Regions from separate parts of the Homo sapiens genome. Here region 2 is linked to region 1. A link is a loop called in an ENCODE intact Hi-C map of the cell type or tissue named here. Cell type or tissue: CD14-positive monocyte. All regions are shown on one strand. Each heading gives the region's core, and the rest is flanking DNA. Links, peaks and the distances in the headings are about the cores only. Region 1 has its middle 53 kb from the start of DOCK9-DT. Region 2 has its middle 37 kb from the start of DOCK9-DT.

What was found. A loop is a pair of places that touch in the nucleus more often than their neighbours do. Peaks named below come from ENCODE experiments on the same cell type or tissue, not always from the same donor. Only the 100,000 strongest peaks of a DNase experiment are listed, where the experiment ranks them.
Region 2: it touches region 1 in a loop (2.3-fold over the local background); 4 of 110 quality-filtered maps call a loop at or near these places.

Annotation. Positions count from the first base shown.
Region 1 is chr13:99,031,717-99,035,716 of GRCh38, forward strand. It overlaps a transcript of DOCK9 not described here. Among named protein-coding and RNA genes, the nearest start is that of DOCK9-DT, 53 kb to the right of the region's middle. In CD14-positive monocyte, for the core only: CTCF peaks have their summits at 2,315 (motif pointing left) and 2,515; no DNase peak of the experiment used is centred there; H3K27me3 peaks cover 4,000 bases.
Region 2 is chr13:99,115,739-99,132,526 of GRCh38, forward strand. No RefSeq gene overlaps it. Among named protein-coding and RNA genes, the nearest start is that of DOCK9-DT, 37 kb to the left of the region's middle. RefSeq lists enhancers at 4,256-4,315, 9,331-9,430. In CD14-positive monocyte, for the core only: no CTCF peak of the experiment used is centred there; a DNase peak (open chromatin) is centred at 9,393; H3K4me3 peaks cover 798 bases; H3K27me3 peaks cover 4,000 bases.

The DNA.
Region 1 (4,000 bases), core at 1-4,000:
AAAACAGCAAAGGTGGTTCACACATAGCCAATGTAAAGCTTTTGTTTTCAGGCTTGCTTCATGTTCCACCTTCTTCCATGGAAGATGAGGAATTATTCCTAATGTTCCTGATGAGAACCAGAGTAAATTCAAGGGCTGATGTCACAGCAGCCTGCTTAGGGCATTCCAAAACACACCTCTAAAGAGAGGGAGAGATTTGATTCCTCCAACTTCCACAAATGAACACACACAAGGACACTTCTGGGAAGATATGCTTCTTGATTTCATAATAGCCAGTACCTGGGTTAAATATATTATGTAACCAAAGAAACATCCTGATGATTCAAATTTCCTGGGGAGAACTAATGATAACCCATCAGAGTCATCAATGTGGGTCACTGGAGGTCACCAGGAGATCAAGGTACATTTTAATGCTAAGTGGCTTCAGTCCAAGGAGTGCCAATGAGATTATACACTGTTAAAACTGATTCCAGGCTGGGTGCGGTGGCTCACGCCTGTAATCCTAGCACTTTGGGAGGCCTAGGCAGGCCGATTGTCTAAGCTCAGGAGTTCGAAACCAGCCTGGGCAACATAGTGAAACCCTGTCTCTACTAAAAATACAAAAAAAAAATTAGCCAGAAGTGGCGGCGTGTGCCTGTAGTCCCAGCATCTTGGGAGGCAGAGGCAGGCGAATTGCTTGAACCCAGTAGGTGGAGGCTGCAGTGAGCTGAGATCACACCACTGCACTCCACACTTCAGCCTGGGCAACAGAGTGAGACACCATCTCAAAAAAAAAAAAAAACCTGATTCCAAAATTCATTCAAATATACGCACCCCTAAAACCCCTCTTTGGGAAAGATAAGGCTGAGGCTAGGTCCTCTTCCTCAACTGAAAGGGGAAGTACTATAAATTTATTAATTTATATGACATAAATTTATTAATTTACATGACATAAATTTATTAATTTACATGACATAAATTTATTAATTTATATGACAAATTAAAACAGAGTTGGTGTTTTGTAGCTTTCCACTTGAAATACAAAATCTGTATAGTTTAAAAGGAATACTTGAAGAGTCTGTTTCCAAATATCACAAACTCTTGTATTTGGCAAACAACAAGAATGTCAACCTATGTGAAAGTCTTTAATTTAGCAGATGTGTATTTAATTAAAAATTAACAGAAATCAGGAGTAGTGAGGTTACACATTCCCATAGTTCAAAGCTACCTAAAAATGGAAGTTTTAATTTCACTTCATTAAACACTTAGGAGCAGATTCCAGTAGTCTAAGTAAGACATCATTGGCTTTTAGGAACAAATGTGTCAACAACTGTTAAAGAATAGTTCCTTGTTATGAAACCTTAAAATTCTAGGACATATGATGTTTTAAGACATCTGAGTACAGGTAGCAGATTTAAACATACATAGCCACCTTCCTATCTATCAGTTGAGAACTAAAAACTAAAAAGCATTTTGATAACATGTCTAATTTCTTATATAGCATATCATTCAGGCAGGACCAGTAGTAGAGAAGGCAAAAAACAAATATTCCACCTTAGTTCTAAAACAGAAAATCTGAATATGAAAGACAGATAAGATTACAAGATATGGGCTGCTCTGGAAGGATCAACCAGGACCAATAAGTAAAAACTCTAATAACCAGTGTTGCCCTAAAATAGGATAAACCATTTGTGAGGGAATGAAACTACTGCCCCAAGGAGGGGTTCATGCATGAGCGGGAATGCCCGTGGGTGACGGAAGTATCACAAAGGCAAATGAACTAATGCCGTCAACAAACCCTCCAGTCTTCAGTGGGATGGATTTTCCATGTTGTAGACACTGTCAGCGAGTGCAGTTTCAAGTCAGGCAAAATGGAAGCTCGTGCATCTTTGATCGCGCAGGTGGTCTAAAGGGATGGCACAGAGGCCCAATATACCTAACCTGTAGAAGGCACATCTCACATCTCACCTATTGCAACAGTGATAAAAGTGAGGACACTGAGGCTTAAAGACGGTTAAAGACCAAAGTCACAGAGAACTAAAGTGTCTGAACTAGGACTTCTACTCTCACATCCCCAGACTTCAGATTAGAATTCTTTCTACTCTACCATGATGGTTTTCTGTCAGGTCCCAGAAGAACCTCAAATGCTCCCTACATATAGATGTGCTGAGTAAATAAAAGTTTTATATTTAGAGAGGAAAAAATAGAGATCAAAATGCCTGGCCAACTTCAGGGGGTCTGTGACATGGCTCTGATATGAACACCATGTCTTTTCTTCCAACTTCTAATCATGAAATATATTCAAACCAGCTGCTCCATCTAGTGGATTAATGGAAGATCCTCAGGATGAGAGAAAAGCACATTTTTAATACTGTTCAGCTCACACAACCCTAAAGCATTCATCTGCTATCCCATACCTCATATCCAAAATAGCAACACTAGAAAAGAGATTATGAAGATTACAAGCTTTCAGGAGTCAAGGATGAATTCATTCCAACTGGTTAAAACCATATTCCAAATTTGCTTCCTCCCTCATTTCCCCAGTTTCCCCCAACATAAGTACAGAGTCGGCAAAGCAGGTCACATCACAAGTCACTGAGGTAACAGCTCTCCAGTAGCACACCCAAGAGGTGTAACTCCAAACTGAAGCTGAAGCTCCCAGAGATTCCACAGCCCCTTGATATACTGTGTTTACTAATCATCTTAAGCCTAAGACCTTCTTTCCAAAGAGAACAATATGTGGTGGGAAAAACCCAGGCTCAGAAGTCAGCCAAAATTCCTGGTTCTGTCAGTTTCTGACTGTTGTAACCTTGAGTCAATCATTAAACTTCTGCCTCAGCTCCTCATCTGCAAAACATGGATAATGGCACACCCCTCAGGGGTGCCATGAGGATGGAGAGGTGACAAAAAGAATGCACCTAACACATTCCTGAAACACCGCAGCACTCAACGAACAGCAGAGACAGATAGGTGGACCTGAGTAGGCTCCAATTTAAGGGCCCTTTATCTGTTTTCCTTAATCTTCAAATTTCTATTTTAAAAAGGTAACAAAAATGGTGAGCAGAGTTGTTAGAAGACATAGAGATGCGTAATAATAAGGAACAGTGAAGGAACTGTGATTCGGTGTGGCCAGAACACAGGCAGTAAAGGTGGATGCCAGGAGTTGAGGTGAAACAGACAGGCAGTTCCTTGTAAGCCATATGGATGCATTTGGATGTCATCCAGCAATCAATGTGGAACCACCGGATTATCTTCCCATTACCCCAATCTGTCATATTCTAACACTGCTCCAAAACTTTCACAGTCACCTACTTCCTAAAGAATGAAGTGGAACAGTCTTAACAAGGTGGGTTTCTGAATCTGTGTTTCTGTCTTCTGTCTCAGCTTCCCATTTGGTATGTCAACTTTCATGTGCAGGTTTGCTCAAGACACGTGCTTTAAGATGCAGAAGAAAGATCAAATTCAATAACATTAATTATGAAACTTAAGTTGTGTCACAACTCTCAATCTCTCAAATTTGAATGAGCAGATTTAATATTAGTAAACATTCTGAACTCCAATCAAATGTAATGCAACACAAAACATGAATGAACACTATCAGAGACTGATGAATACCTCCCTCACCCCAACATCTATCCTTCCCTTTTGATATAGTAATAGCAGTGCTGGTGGGCCTCTGGCTACCCAGCCAAAAACTACATTTCTCAGTCTCTCTTGCACTGAAGTGTGTCTACTGGATTGGGTTCCAGTTAATGGGATGGTTAAAGTTAAAGCTAATGGGACGTGTTAAGTGATACGTGCAATTTTAAAGTCATGCACTTAAATGGGAAGGAGTACACCATTCCCATACCATCTCCCTTTTCTGCTACAAGGAAGTACTATGTGGAAAATGGCAGAGCAACAAGATAGAAGGAGCCTGGGACCCCAAAATGGTAGAGTCATCAATCAACCCTGAACTGTTTACACTTGGACTAAGAGTAAACCTAACTTCCATCCTTTATAAGGCATTGTTTTTTGATCT
Region 2 (16,788 bases), core at 7,883-11,882, 92 kb after region 1:
CAAAAGAAGACATTTATGCAGCCAAAAAACACATGAAAAAATGCTCATCATCACTGGCCATCAGAGAAATGCAAATCAAAACCACAATGAGATACCATCTCACACCAGTTAGAATGGCAATCATTAAAAAGTCAGGAAACAACAGGTGCTGGAGGGATGTGGAGAAATAGGAACACTTTTACACTGTTGGTGGGACTGTAAACTAGTTCAACCATTGTGGAAGTCAGTGTGGCGATTCCTCAGGGATCTAGAACTAGAAATACCATTTGACCCAGCCATCCCATTACTGGGTATATACCCAAAGGACTGTAAATCATGCTGCTATAAAGACACATGCACACGTATGTTTATTGCGGCACTATTCACGATAGCAAAGACTTGGAACCAACCCAAATGTCCAACAATGATAGACTGGATTAAGAAAATGTGGCACATATACACCACAGAATACTATGCAGCCATAAAAAATGATGAGTTCATGTCCTTTGTAGGGACATGGATGAAATTGGAAATCCATCATTCTCAGTAAACTACCGCAAGAACAAAAAACCAAACACCGCATATTCTCACTCATAGGTGGGAATTAAACAATGAGATCACATGGACACAGAAAGGGGAACATCACACTCTGGGGACTGTTGTGGGGTGGGGGGAGCGGGGAGGGATAGCATTGGGAGATATACCTAATGCTAGATGACGAATTAGTGGGTGCAGCACACCAGCATGGCACATGTATACATATGTAACTAACCTGCACAATGTGCACATGTACCCTAAAACATAAAGTATAATAATAAAAGAAAAAAAAAAAACCTAGAGCTCAATCTAATTGATATTTAATCATCTTCTTGAGATTAGAAAAGTTTTCTACATATTCCATTTTTGTTTTTTATACTTAGGCTTTTTTAAGTGTTAGGGCATCAAGAAGCAAAAGCTTATTTCATAATGCTAAGTAAAGAATAACTATCATAATGCAAGTATTGTGCTCACAAGTTTTTTAAAAATGCTATCAGGTTAACTAATTCAATTATCATTATAAATTTCAATATTTAATTGCAGTGTCAATTTGTCCATCTTATTGTTTATCTTGGCCTTTACATCTGTTATCCCTTCAACATTCTAATTAAAAAACCCACAAAAGAAAAAAAAAAAAGAAAAAAAAAAGCTCTCTAGTTCTGGCTATAGCAACTGAAAGGGGGATTCCTAAATTCTGGCCTTTTTAACCAATCCATCTGCTACTATTTACTTTTTAGAGTCCTCCAACAGCTATTCCATGCAGATTTTATAAATGCATTCAGTGAGTAAGACAGGATAGGATATGCTTTCTCCATCTTACCCACGTCCAGAACTCCTAAACACAGGGCATTTGTTTACACTGTTTTAATATAGACTGAAATTTTCAGAAATGTACCTAACATGTAAAATCAGGAAATATTCTATTTTATTTTGTTATGAACTATACAAAACTGTGGCCTTCATCTTCTAAAGTCACCAAAGGCAGTGTCATCCATGGCATTTGGGTTGCTAGCAAAACACTCCCATTTGAGCCTGCATTTGTAGCTTTGTATTTCTAGAAATTGTAAATATACACCCGTTCTTTTTTATTTATTTATTTTTTTGAGATGGAGTCTCACTCTGTCACCAAGGCTGGAGTGCAGTGGCACGATCTCAGCTCACTGCAACCTCCGCCTCCCAGGTTCAAGCAATTCTCCTGCCTCAACTTCCTGAGTAGCTGGGACTACAGGCGTCCGCCACCATGCCTGGCTAATTTTTTGTATTTTTAGTAGAGACGGGGTTTCACCGTGTTAGCCAAGTTGGTCTTGATCTCCTGATCTCATGATCTGCCCACCTCGGCCTCTCAAGTGCTGGGATTACAGGCGTGAGCCACTATGCCTGGCCAATTTTTGTATTTTTAGTAGAGACAAGGTTTCACCATGTTGGCCAGGCTGGTCTCGAACTCCTGACCTTAAGTGATCCACCCGCCTCAGCCTCCCAAGCCTTTTTTTTTTAAAAGGAGTCTCACTCTTTTGCCTAGGCTGGAGTGCAGTGGTGCCATCTCGGCTTACTGCAACCTCCGCCTCCTAGATTAAAGCAATTCTCCTGCCTCAGCCTCCCGAGTAGCTGGGATTACAGGTGTGTGCTACCACGCCCTGCTAATTTTTGTATTTTTCGTAGAAACAGGGTTTCACCATTTTGGCGAGGCTGGTCTCGAATCCCTGACTTCAGGTGGCAGCCCGCCTCAGCCTCCCAAAGAGCTAGGATTACAGGCGCGATATACCCGAAAAGCTATTAAAATACAAAATATTTTAAAAGAAAATAAATGCAAAAATTTTTTAAAAAATATTCGCCCAGCCAGAATTCTTTATGACTACTACTTTGTGTTTTGCCTGAGGCATCAAAATATTGAAATATGTATTATTATAAATTACTTAACTTTTATTTTCCTTTGTATTATACGTCAGGCATCATCTTGATATTTTTGAAATGATGTGTTTTAGCAGATTAAAGGTGGCTTTAGATCTTTTGACACTCAACCTTCTAGAAGGTGCTCTGGGAGGTGGCCAGGCATCTCATTCTTCACGCAATTTCAGGGACTCTTCATGTGTTTCTTGAGCAGGGTGATCTCAGGGTAGTTGGACTTCCAACTGGCAGCTCAAGGCCGTGAGTGTTCCCAGAACTCCAGATGGCAGCTGCAAGAATTCTTATTGTAGCAGGACGAGCCGCAGACAAAACTCCTCAGACACTGAGTTAAAGAAGGAAGGGGTTTATTCGGCCGGGGGCATCAGCAAGACTCCTGTCTCAAGAGCTGAGCTCTCCGAGTAAGCAATTCCTGTCCCTTTTAAGGGTTTACAACTCTAAGGGGGTGCGCATGAGAGGGTCGTGACAATTGAGCAAGCAGGGGGTACGTGACTGGGGGCTGCATGCACCGGTAATTAGATCAGAACAAAGCAGGATAGGGATTTTCACAGTGCTTTTCTATACAATGTCTGTAATCTGTAGATAGCATAACCGATTAGGTCAGGGGTCCATCTTTAACTACCAGGCCCAGGGTGTGTCGCCGGGCTGTCTGCTTGTGGATTCCATTTCTGCCTTTTAGTTTTTACTTTTTCTTTCTTTGGAGGCAGAAATTGGGCATAAGACAATATGAGAGATGTTCTCCTCCCTTATTATGACCTAGCATTCGAGGTCTCAAAACCACATGATCTTGATCAAGCAAGTCACTAAGGAGCATTCTAGAATTAGGGGAGGTTAAGGACAGTAGCTGCCCAGAAAGGGCTGATACCAGGAATGGCTTGTTGATAGGACAATGACCTGGAGGGCCAAGGCTCCCCAGACTCCAATTAATGAACAAAATGCTTTGCATTGGGTGATTCTTGATAATTCATAAAACAAATGGAGAGGAAGTCCCTTTCATTGGGTGAATCTGCATGCAGTGTCCTTGGTATATTTCTTGACCTGGAGCAGAGCTGCCAGGGATTTCCTTTGAATGCCTATATGCACAGAGCAAATAGATATTTATTCAGTATCGCAGTGCTAAGCATTATGAGTGATGGAGTTATATCTTGTCTCTGCCCTTGAAGGCTACAATGCTATTGTAAAAACAGGTATACCAGTATTTGTAAATCAAGCCATATGCAAAAATTGCCGTGAGAAAGAGTTGAAGAGCTGTATGAACCCAGAAGAAAGAAGTATCTCTTTTCATGTCTGACCATCTCTCTGGGATTTCAACTCTTGTATCCCATTGGAATCACCTGGGGAGTGTTTTAAACATAATAATGGCCCTCTTCAGATTCTGATTTAATTGAGGGGTGGGTTCAAGCATCAGTATTTATGCTCTTCAGATGATTCTCATGGTAAGACAAAATTGTGAACAATGCGCAGCATGCCCCTGCTTTCCTGATGATGAGACTCACCTTAGCACAACTGTGAATGGTATCATTTTCCCTGGAAGACAGCAGATTCAGCAGGTCTGAGAAGGACGAAGTATGTGTTGTTTTAGCAGTTGCCCGGGTGATTCTTATCCTCAGGGAAGTTTAGTTAACACTGCTGATATGGTTTGGCTGTGTCCCCACCCAACTCTCTCCCATAATTCCCATGTGCTGTGGGAGGGACCCGATGAGAGGTAATTGAATCATGGGGGTGGTTCCCCCGTACTGTTCTTATGGTAGTGAATAAGTCTTATGAGAGCTGATGGTTTGATAAGGGGAAACCCCCCTCTCTTGGTTCTCATTTTCTCTCTTGCCTGCTGCCACGTAAGACTTCTGCCTTCTGCCTTCTGCCTTCCGCCATGATTGTGAGGCCTCCCAAACCACGTGGAACTGTGAGTCCATTAAACCTCTCTCTCTCTTTTTTTTTTTTTTTTTTTTTTTTTGAGACGAGTCTCTCTCTGTCCCCCTAGGCTGGAGAGCAGTGGCGCCATCTCGGCTCACTGCAAGCTCTGCCTCCCGGGTTCACGCCATTCTCCTGCTTCAGCCTCCCGAGTAGCTGGGACTACAGGCGCCCGCCACCACGCCCGGCTAATTTTTCGTATTTTTTAGTAGAGACGGGGTTCCACCGTGTTAGCCAGGATGATCTCGATCTCCCGACCTCGTGATCCGCCGGCCTTGGCCTCCCGAAGTGCTGGAATTACAGGCGTGAGCCACCGCGCCCGGCCAAACCTCTCTTTCTTTATAAATTACCCAGTAGTCTCAGGTATATCCTTATGAGCAGTGTAAGAATGGACTAATACAACTGCCTTACTCCAACCCCTCTCAGTACTTAATGCAGACTCCACTCTGAATGAACCTCTATTTTAATCGCAAATATAGAGGTGATCCCTACCCCAAACCTTCAATAAAATCGTAATTCTAATGCCAGCCTTAAATTAAATCTGAACCCAAGTTTTACTTTGATTCCCACCCTAACAACTACTTCCAGTTTTAACTCTCAAGCCCATTCACTCACACCTCTGAGAAAGAGCCTTATTTTAAACCATACTTCTTCCATCCTTTTCTCCATCCTTCTATCTCTATCAGCTTGTTGACTTCAACATGGGAGTTATTTGGTACTTTAGCTTTAGAGACCGGCAGACCTCTGCTTCCATCTCTAGTTCCACTTTTAGCATTGTTTAAGGCTCACCATTCTTATTTGTAAAGTACATGCCTTAAAGAATTTTTTGGAAGAATTAAGAAAGTAATGCCTGAGAGGCAGTTGGGGTTAATAGATGCAATTAACATTCTTGTAACCTCTGTGATGATTCCATGCCAGGCTTCAGTCATGCAAACATCAGTCTAAACTCCTGCTTTAGAAAATCTAAATAAGATGTATTTGGCAGTGTTGTGAAGGTGGAAGAAAAATCTTGCCTTACTCAAAAAAATGAGAAAAATTATGACACAAGAATGATTTGCTGATATTTCTGGTCCTTTTCTCTTCAACCTATCAATGAAAATTCACAAAGCACGTTTGAAAAATTTAGACCTTAATTTGGAAATTAAAAGACTATTATCAAGAGATGTTTCATATTCTCCTCTTTTGACCTCACTTCTAAACCCACCGTTGTTTGCTCTGTTTATTTTTTTGAATAGCTTGTTTTTCCTTTTAATTTGTCATTACCTTTCCTCTAGGCTTTAGATTTCATCATGAATTCACGTTTCTCTACTCCAAAGGAAACAAAATAATGTATATAGATGACTTCAGAAAATAGAGAATAATTTTTTTTAAGTGACAACTCCCTTTCATGTGTTCCTTGTCTCACACAGGCCCTCTTCTAGAAGTAGGACATAACCTACTTTTATGTCCGTTAGTAAGAAGTATTAAAAGAATGGGAAAAAATACCCTTCACCTAACTTTAAAAGGGGTTTCTTTTTTAGTAGGGTAGAAATTAATGCAATGGAGTTCCCGATGAAAATGGGAAAAGATATTAATCATTTAGAAAAGAAATATATTCACATTAAATACACATAGCAGATTCAGGAGCCATAATACTTAGAAAAATAAAGTGTTTTATCAAAACAGATATCTATATCTATTTATCTTGGAGAATATATGTGTAAATTATCCAGATGTAAGTTTTTAAACTATATTATGAATGAAAGTTACGATTAAAAATTCATTACTGAGATATCTCACATTATTAGAACACTAGTGAAATGAATGAGAGCTGGGGACAACCACAAGTGAAAAAGAAAGGGCTATTATTCTCCATGCTGGGAAAGCCCCGTTCTAACTCCTTTATTATAGGCAAGAAAAATAATCTTATTCTTCTTCATGAGCTTCTTTTTTGTGGAATTCTCATTCTTGTTCTTTTCCTCTTTTGGGTGTGGCTTGCTGTTTCTCTCCCTTTGGTGCGGGTGCCAGCTGTAACCAGAACACATGATTTTTAATTTCTCAGGACCTCATAAACATGCAACTAAAATGAAATAGAAAATGTTTCACTTCAAAGGTACAAGCTCTTTTGGCCAAACTTTTCAATTCCCTGCTAGAACTTCTAGGTTCATCTAATTATCTCCACTCGGTGGTTGTGCTTTAACACTGGGGTGGTGCTTCAGAGCAGAGTGAACAATAAAAGGCTTGTTTCCATCTGAGAAAAAGCAGTGTTTCAAATCCTGATTGCAATGTAAGAATATCATTTATACAAATTCACCAAAGTACAAGGGGGCAGACTTGCCAATACATGAGCATCATGTTATTCATTCTTAAAGTTGCTGTTTTGGCTAAACAAGCAAAAGGTTGTTTTCCTTTTGCTTTTGGGTAGAATGCCAGCTTTGTGTTTTGTTATCGTGCTTTGTCACCTAACATGCAGAGCATTTCATTCTAAACCTTTCCTATGCTTTAAGTTTCAGTTAACATAAAATGAATGAAAGTCCTCCTCCTCCTCTTTCTTCTTCTTCAACAAGGTCTGGCCCTCTCACCCAGGCCAGAGTGCAGTGGTGTGATCATAGCCCACTGTAGCCTCTACCTTCTGGACTCAAGCGATCCTCCTGCCTCAGCCTCCCAAGTAGCTGGAAATACAAGCACATGCTATTTTAGTTTTTATTTTGTAGAGACAGGGTTTTGCCACATTTCCCAGGCTGATCTTGAACTCCTGGCCTCAAGCAATCCTCCCGCCTCAGCCTCCCAAAGTTCTGAGATTATAGGGGTGAGTCACCACGACCAGCTGAAAGCTCTTCTTTATTGATATGACAGGTTCACAGTGTGGTAAAATATGGGTATTTCAATGAGAGATAATCCGAATAAACGTTGAGTCCATTTAAAATCCTTTAAGAAGCGTGGACATTACAACACAGGGAAAGCCTGGTGGTGGGTATGGAACGGAAGAGCCAAGGAAAAGGAGAAAGACATTTCTGCTGGAGCCAGTGCCTGGCATTGTGAACCCGAGATGGGAAGTCAAAGGGCAGGGATGAGGAGCGTGGCAGGAACACACTACACACCCTACGTGTATCCACGGCAGAGTTGTTTTCCTGGAAATATATGGACTAGAACAGTCTAGCTTGAAACCAGGGAAACAAAATCATTAGTTACATCATCACAAACCACAAACACCTATCCAAAAGGGAATCTTTATCAGCAGCATGGGCCAGGTGCTGTATTCTCAAAACTTTCCTGGGAATCATCAGGGCATTCCAAAGGGCAGCAGTAGAATGAAGGGAAAGTTCAAGGTAGGTAGACTTCAGTCTGCCCAAAGAACATCCCAACCAACCGCAGCACTGGCCGCGAACTGCCTTACTGAGGAAAGTTGCCTCCACCTGCCCTAGCACACCGCAGACTCCACTAATGATTTCGGACTTTTTCCAGGCTTAGCCCTGCCTAGTTTCATAACCCAAAAAACCTATAGCCAGCGGGGCATGAGCTCCCCCTCCCCACAAGCAAGTGGGCTTAGGCCAGCCTCGGCTGGCTTGGGTGACAGCACTGAACAGTGCCAGGTCTGCTGAAAGCATGGCCGTGAAGCCTTTGCACTTACACACCTCTGGGGTTAGCCTGCCTTGCTGGCTCTCCTGCCAGGCTCCCTACACTCATTTTCAACTAGTTCTCCCCAGGGAAGGAGGAAGAGCTGGCAGCTCTGCCCAGATCACCTGCTTCCTTCCAACCCTTTTGCCCAAGGTTCGACTCTGTACCAGGGTTTCCCATTTCCCTGGGGAGAGCCAGACAGCTGTGGAAAGCTGGTATTTCCATGTCATTCCTGAAAACCTCATGTGGCAACTGATGACTAGTCATGGCCTGATGTCATCTAGAGCCATTTTTCTTCTCTCTGCTCATCTGCACGCTCAGTTAACTCAGGTTTTGTACATCTTCGTTCAAACTCATCACCTCCATTGCTCCAGGGCTTTCCCCTTGGATTCCACTGGATTCAAGGAGCAAATGTCCCCGTTTGCTCCTTCAGATCAAAAGTAGGGAGAAGAGCTTAATTCTCTGTCTTCCTGAATGTAGCAGATGGTATCAGTGGCCCCACCTCCCACTGGCATTCACTTCTACTTATAGCTGACCCCTGAAAATCTCCACTCAAAGCCTTTTTTTTTCTGACCTTGAAAACACACTGTGCCCATGCATGGAGAAGCCAGACATGCTGGAAATTTCATTCCCCTGAAAGCAGCCTGAACCCATGACAGATGGAGAATTGGTGGATTAATACCCCAGATCCCTGGCCCCTTGGTTGGATGAATTCTGAGTCTTGGTTTTCAGAATTCTCTAGTGGGATCGAGCTCTATCTGCCCATGGTGGTAATTTGCTTGATAATGTGCATCCTTTATTGGCTTTCTTGTCTTCTCTGTCTCATGTCCACTATTTCCAGTGTTTTCCGGGACCCTTTCTCAAATTCCTGGCACTTGAATTCTTATCTCAGGGTCTGCCATTGTGTGAGGCTCAGCACAATGCCTAGCTAGCACATAGTAGGCACTCAATTAATTCATCCTTGACAGGTCATTGATCAATATTGCAGATGGGATTTCTGCCTTGGGAGAGAGGTGACACTATATGACCGTGAAGGATTCTTGCAGGTGCAAAAGTCTTCCCACGTAGAAATCAATGTCTTTCCAACTAGGAGACCTAGAAAAGGAGCTGTGAGGTGGAAACATATGAAAAAAAAATTTTCTCCCCTCTGTGCCAACGTGCTTTCATATGTGAAGGAGGAAGCGAGGCTCACAGGTTGGTTATGAAATCATTCAATTTCAATTTCTTGAGCCAGCATATCGCCTTTTATGGACACTGCAGCCCAGGGTAATGTGCAGGGAGTGATTTTCCATCACGTTCTATATAGTTCACAGCAGAACCAAAAATAAGATGTTCAAACCCTAGAGTATTATATTATGAATAAATACGGTCAAATCATATACCAAATACAATTATGATTACTCCATGACCAGAACTCTCGTAACACTCCTTTATGGTTGGTTGACACTGCATTCATATTTCTGTGTCTCAAGTGAGGAAATGAGTCACCAAAACGGTAAAAAAAAAAAGGCGCTGAAAACTGTCTGGCTGCTGTCTGAAGAGAGCTGGAAGAAAATGTTCCTGACCTCCCCCACCATATGCCCGGGCTGATGGGGGCTTCACCACAGTCCCAGACTCTCAAATCTTTCTGACATATTTTCATAAGAGAATAAAACACTGTAGTTAACGAGCTATGTAAGTTCCATTTGTGAATTGGTGTTTGATGAAATGATACATTGTAGAGGTAAAATGGGAATGTGAAAAGCAGGGTTTTTTTTTTTTTTTGTCCTAACAACTGAGTGTTTCATATGGTTGAGCAAAATCACATTTTAATATAGTTGAGCGTATTCCAAATGAGGTCTCTGCCTCCAAGGAGCTGCCTTGCTGGGAAGTCTGTAAAGTTCACATCCTTTTAACAGAACCGGAGTTGATGGAACAGGACAGTCAGGGAGGGGTCTGCACCTGGAGTTGAGACATGCCTGTGGGTGAAAATGGTTGCTTGGAGGGAGGAGACCCCCACACAGGCAGCGGATCACCTGCAGAGAGGACCGTGCCTGGCAGAGGACTGGGTGGTGCCCAGCACTTTGGAAGTCTAGAAAATAAGTAGTATATGGGTGTAGCGCAGACTGAGGCCTGGCAGCAGGGAGCAAGTAATGTGTGATGATCCAAACAGACAAGCACTAAAAACTAAAAGTAGGCCGGGCACAGTGGCTCACGCCTGTAATCTCAGCACTTTGGGAGGCCAAGGCAGGCAGATCACGAGGTCAACAGATCGAGACCATCCTGGCCAACATGGTGAAACCCTGTCTCTACTAAAAATACAAAAATTAACTGGGCATGGTGGTGCACGCCTGTAGTCCCAGCTACTCGGGAGGCTGAGGCAGGAGAATCACTTGAACCTGGGAGGCGGAGGTTGCAGTGAGCCGAGATCGCGCCATTGCACTCCAGCCTGGCGACAGAGCGAGACTGTCTCAAAACAAAAAACAAAACAAAAAAGAAAAACTAAAAGTAGATCTACCATTAAAGAACTAAAAGGAGAACTACCATTTGATCCAGCAATCCCACTACCAGGAATCTACCCAAAGGAATATAAGTCATTATGTGAAAAAGACATATGCACACACATGTTTATAGCAGCACAATTTCCAATTGCAAAGATATGGAACCAACCTAAGTGTCCACCAACAAGTAAGAAAAAGAAAATGTGCTATATATACACCACGGAATACTACTCAGCCATAAAAAGGAATGAAATGTCTTTATGCAGCAACCTGGATGGTGCTGGAGGCCATTATTCTAAGTGAAGTGACTCAGGAATGGAAAACCAAATATCGTATGTTCTCACTCAAAAGTGGGAGCTAAGCTATGAGGATGCAAAAACATATAGAGTGATGTGATGGACTTTGGGGATGCAAGGAAAGAGGTTGGCAGCGAGGTGAGGGATAAAAGACTGCTCAGGTGATGGGTGCATTAAAATCTCAGAATTCACCACTAAAGAACTCATCTATGTAACCAAAAACCACCTGTACTCCCAAAACCATTGAAATTTAAAAAAAAACTGAAAACAAACAAACAAAAAAAAACAGAAGCAATGATGTCTGGAAGCCCCAGTACTGGCTAAAGGAACAGTCACTTGTCAGGCTCCAGAAGTAAGTCTAGAAGACTTTGGAACTGTGTACTTAGTGGCAGTGAGGAATTCAGTCACTAGAACTAGAACTAGAACTGTGGTTCAAGAAAAAACAGCAACACAACAGATTTGGTGAGGACTCACTTCATCTATTGAACTAAACTTTTAAATATCCCTGCAGCTAAAGCCAGAACTGGCCCCAAAGCTAAGCATGGGAAGTTCAAATTGCTGAGCTTGTAGTGGGGCGCATATTAGTCCATTAGGAGGTGGCTGGGCAGGTGCAGGGGCAGGAGATCTGGCAGGTCACACTATGAGTAACCCTGAAGAAGAACATCGATTTCAAGAAGTAAATGGAGGGAGAGACCCCTCTGGTTAAAATTGAGACCCATGATGAAAGGGACACCAAGTTTCCTAAAGCAGAATTGGAACAAAAGTAAATTTAATTTCCTATTTTTAAAAATGGGATCTTAGAAAAATGAGAGACTAAGATAAAAAATTCATTGTATCCTAAACCAAAGAAACAGTTTCTGGGATGTATCCATGGCTCATACTTATTTTATGTGTTTGTCATTTCACTGGGTGAAGATATAAGATGCAAAGTTATCAAAGCAGGGCATGATAAAATTCTGTAAAGAGAACAAAACTCTGGATTATAAAACTGGACTCAAAAAGAATCCAGAGAAACTTAAAATTAAAAACATAAAACCATTTATATTAGCACCAATAAATTAAATACTCAAGTATACATATAACAAAATATGGGCCAGGCGTGGCGGCTCATGCCAGCACTTTGGGAGCCCGAGGCAGGTGGATCACCTGAGGTCAGGAGTTCGAGACCAGTCTTGTCAATATGGTGAAACCCCGTCTTTACTAAAAATACAAAAATTAGGCCGGGCGCGGTGGCTCATGCCTGTAATCCCAGCACTTTGGGAGGCCAAGGTGGGCGGATCACGAGGTCAGGAGTTCGAGACCAGCCTGACCAACATGGTGAAACCCCGTCGCTACTAAAAATACAAAAATTAGCTGGGCGTGATGGTGCGTTGCTTCTAATCCCAGCTACTCAGGAGGCTGAGGCAGGAGAATCGCTTGAACCTGGTTCTAAAGTTTATATGGAGAGGCAAAAGTCCCAGAATAGCCAACAAAATATTGAAGGAGAGGAACAAAGTTGGAGGACTGACATCACCTGACAAGACTTACCATAAAGCTCCAGTAACCAAGACAGTGTGGTATTGACAAAATAATAGACAAATAAATTCCCAGAACAGAATAGAGAGTCCAGAAATAGACCCACATAAAATTGGTCAGCTGATCTTCGAAAAAGGATCAAAGACAATACAATGGAGGAAAGAGTCTTTTTAAACAAATGGTGCTGGAATGACTGGACATCCATATGCCAAAAAATGAATCTAGACACAGACCTTAGACCCTTCACAACAATGAACTCAAAATGGACCACAGACCTTAACGTAAAGCAAAATCCTAGAATATATAAAACTTAGAATGTAACATAGGAGAAAACCCAGGTGACCTTGGGTTTGTGATGTTTGTGATGGCTTTTTAGATACAACACTAAAGACACAATTCATGAAAGAAAGAATTGATAAGCTGGACTTCACTAAAATTAAAAATTTCTGCTCTGTGTGAAACATTGTCAAGAGAATGAAAAGATAAGCCAGAGACTGGGAGAAAATGTTTGCAAAAGGCATCTCTGATAAAGGACTGTGATCAAAAATACACAAAGAACTCTTAAAACTCAACTGTAAGAAAACAACATGAATAAACAATGGGCCAAAGACCTTAACACACATCTCACCACAGAACATATACAGATGGTAAATAAGCATACGTAAAGATGTTCCCACCAGCTGCGGTGGCTGACACCTGTAATCTCAGCACTTGGGAGGCCGAGGCAGGCGGATCACCTGAGGTCATGAGTTCAAGACCAGCCTGGTCAACATGGTGAAACCCTATCTCTAGTGAAAATACAAAAAAGAAAAAAACAATAGCTGGGCATGGTGGCACGTGCCTGCAGTCCCAGCTACTTGGGAGGCTGAGACATAAGAATCACTTGAACCTGGGAGGTGGAGGTTGCAGTGAGCCGAGATGGTGCCACTGCACTCCAGCCTGGCGACAGAGTGAGACTCCATCTCAAAAAAAAAGATTTCCACAACATGTTTCATCAGGGAAATGCAAATTGAAAGAACACTGAGATACCACTGCACACCTATTAGGTTAGCCTTAATCCGGAACACTGCAACACCAAATACTGGCAAAGATGTGGAGCAACAGGATCTCTCAGGCATTGTGGCATTGCTGGTGGGAATGCAAAATTGTACACCTATTTTGGAAGGCAGTTTGGCAGTTTCTTAAAAAACTAAACATACTCTTTACCATACAATCCAGCAATTGCACTATACGATATTTACCCAGAGGAGTTGAAACTTATGTTCACACAGACACCTGCACATGGATATTTATAGCAGTTTTATTTATAATGACAAAACGTGCAAGCAAAGAAGCTGTACTTCAGTAAGTAAATGGGTAAGTAAACTGTGGTACATCCAGGCAATGGCATACTATTAAATGCTGAAAAGAAATGAGCTATCAAACCATGAAAAGACATGGAGGAAACATAAATGTATATTACTGAGTGAAAGAAACAAATCTGAAAAGATTATACACTGTCTAATTCCAACTATATGAAATTTTGGAACTGACAAACAATGGATACAAAAAGAGATCAATATAGTTGATCCTTGAACAACAACAAAGTTAGGAGTGCCAACCTTCCATGCAGTAGAAAATCCATGTATAACTTTTGACTCCCCCAAACTTAACTATGGGTAGCTTACTGTTGGCCAGAAGACTTACTGATAACATAGTCAATTAACACATATTTTGTATGTTATATACTATATTACAATAAAGAAAGCTAGAGAAAAGAAATGTTACTAAGATAATCACAAGGAAGAGACTATATACTTAGTATTCATTAAGTGAAAGTGGGTCATCATAAGGGTCTTCATCTTTGACATCTTCACACTGAGTGGGCTGAGGAGGAGGAGGAAGGGGAGGACTTCTCTTGCTGTCTCAGGAGTAGCAGAGGTGGCAAGGTAGAGGAGGTGGAAGGGAAGGCAGGCATACTTAGTGCAACTTTTATTGAAAAAAAATGCATATCATTGGGCCCATGCTGTTCAAACCCATGTTGTTCAAGAATCAATTCTAGTTTCCAGAGGTTTGAGAGAGGAAGGGGAGCACAGAGGATTTTTAGGGCAGTGAAACTACTCTGTGTGACACTATAATGGCGGATGCATGCCATTGTACGTTTTTCCACACCCATAGAATCCACAGCACCGAGAGTGAATCCTGATGTCAACTACGGGCTTTGGGCGATGACGATGTGTCAATGTAGGCTCATCAATTATGGCAAATGTACCACTCTGGTAGGGGAATGTTAAAAACAGGGAAGGCTATGCATGTGTAGGGGGCAGGGAGCATAGGGGAAATCTCTGTGTCTTTGTCGCAAGTAAACCTAAAACTGCTCTAAAAAATAAAGTCAATTCAAAATAAAAAGAATCTTAAGAGAAACTTTGGGGAAAAGGCATCTTCAATATCCAGATGTTCTGTTTCTTCTGAACTCCAATCAACTCCAGAAGAATCTGGAATACAGAAGGGGGCCTTGGGCTCTGCCACCATTCTGTTAGAGTTGGCCAGGACCTTCCCCCTGCCGGATCGGAGGGGTGAGGCTGGCCAGCAGCAAAGCCCTGGGGTAAGATCAGAGAAGCCTTCTTGGAGAGAGTTTGGTCTGTGGAGATCCATAAACCCCATATTAGTCAGCGTTCTCCAGAAAAACAGAATCAATAGGATGGTTCACTAAGGAATTGGCTCATGCAATTGTCAGGGGCTGGCGAGCCTGAAATGTGCAGGGCAGGCTGGAGACCCAGGGAAGACCTGGTGTTGCCGCTCTGGTCTGAAGACAGCCTGGAGGCAGAATTCCCTCAATGTTTTTCTTAAGGCCTTTCAGTGATTAGATGAGGCCCACCCAGATTATGGTGGATAAGCTGCTTTACTTAGAGTCTACTGATTTAAATGCTAATGCCATCTAAAAAATACATGCATATCACATCTAGACTGGCATTTAACCAAGTGTTTGGGTACCATGGCCAAGGCAAGTTGACATAAAATTAACCATCATAGATCCCCCACCCCGCCAAGAAGAAGAATAATTCTGATCCCTTACAGGCATCTTGGGGAGAGCCTACTGGTATCCATGAATTCCAATGAGCTAGAGAAGAAGGGAAGGAAGGAGATTGATGCAGCTTTCCTGATGAGGCTGAGGACATGAGCCCACATAGCTCAGAAGATGACACAGCATCACAATAGAGAACTGATTTTATGTCACCTGTCACACTGCAGGTCAACAGGGCAGACACTGTCTTGCTTTCATCATTCACAGGATGGCCTCCATTTAAGTACTGGGGTAGACTGATAATACCACCCCAACAATGTCCACATCCTAATCCCTGGAACCCATGAATGTATTACCTTCTATGACAAAAGGCACTTTGCAGATATAACTTTAAATCTTGAGATAAGAGATTGTTCTAAATAATCCAGGTAGGCCCTAAGTGTAATCACAGGGTTCCTATAAGAGAAGACTAGGAAGGTCAGAGTCAAAGAGGGAAATATGACAACAGAAGCAGAGGTTGGAGTGAGTGCTTTGAAGATGGAGGAAGGGACTGCATGCCGAGGAAGGCAGGTAGCCTCTAGAAAGAAGCTGAAGAGAGCATGGAAATGGATTCTCCCCGAGAGCCTCCAGGAGGAATGCAATTCTGCTGACATCTTGATTTTAGGACTTCTGATCTCCAGAATCATGAGACAATGAATTTGTGTCATTTGAAGTCACAAAGTTGTAATCTTTTACAGCAGCCATAGGAAACGAATACAAATAACTTAAGGTGACACAGTAGCAACAGAGAAAACATAATCAGAATACCCATAATAGGCTGGGCATGGTGGCTCACGCCTGTAATCCTAGCATTTTGGGAGGCCAAGGTTTGCAGATCACCTGAGGTCAGGAGTTCAAGACCAGCCTGGCCAGCATGGTGAAACCTCGTCTCTACTAAAAATAGAAAAATTAGCTAGGCATGGTGGTGCATGCCTATAATCCCAGGCACTGGGGAGGTTGAGGCAGGAGAATCACTGGAACCCAGGAGGCGGAGGCTGCAGTGAGCCAAGATTGTGCCACTGCCACTGCACTCCAGTCTTGGTGACAGAGAGAGACTCCATCTCAGAAAAACATCAAAAAAAGAATACCCACAATAGATAGGTTTTAGGGAAATAAAATTGTTAGAGAAGACAGACAAAAACTTCAACTAAAATATAAGAGCTCATAACAGAATTTGACTATGGCACACGCACACACACATACACACAAACTTTCTGGAGCTGAAAAAGGTTTAACTAAAAGATTAAAAGACAAAATGGTGGTATAGAAGACAAATAGAAAAAGGCTTAAAAGACAGAAAATGTACAAAGAGATGCCAATCATGAGGGGAAAAATGAGAAGACATAATGAGGATAAATAACAGGATTCAGAAGCATAAAAAGAGATGGGCTTGCTAGAAAACAGAATCAAATCTGATGCAGTAACAGGTCAATGGGGAGTGTGGTCTCCAGGAAGCAGTTTGAAGGGAGAGGAGTCTGAAGCAGGGAGGAGGGAGAGCAGGCACAGAGGCCCAGCCAGCTGGCTGCAG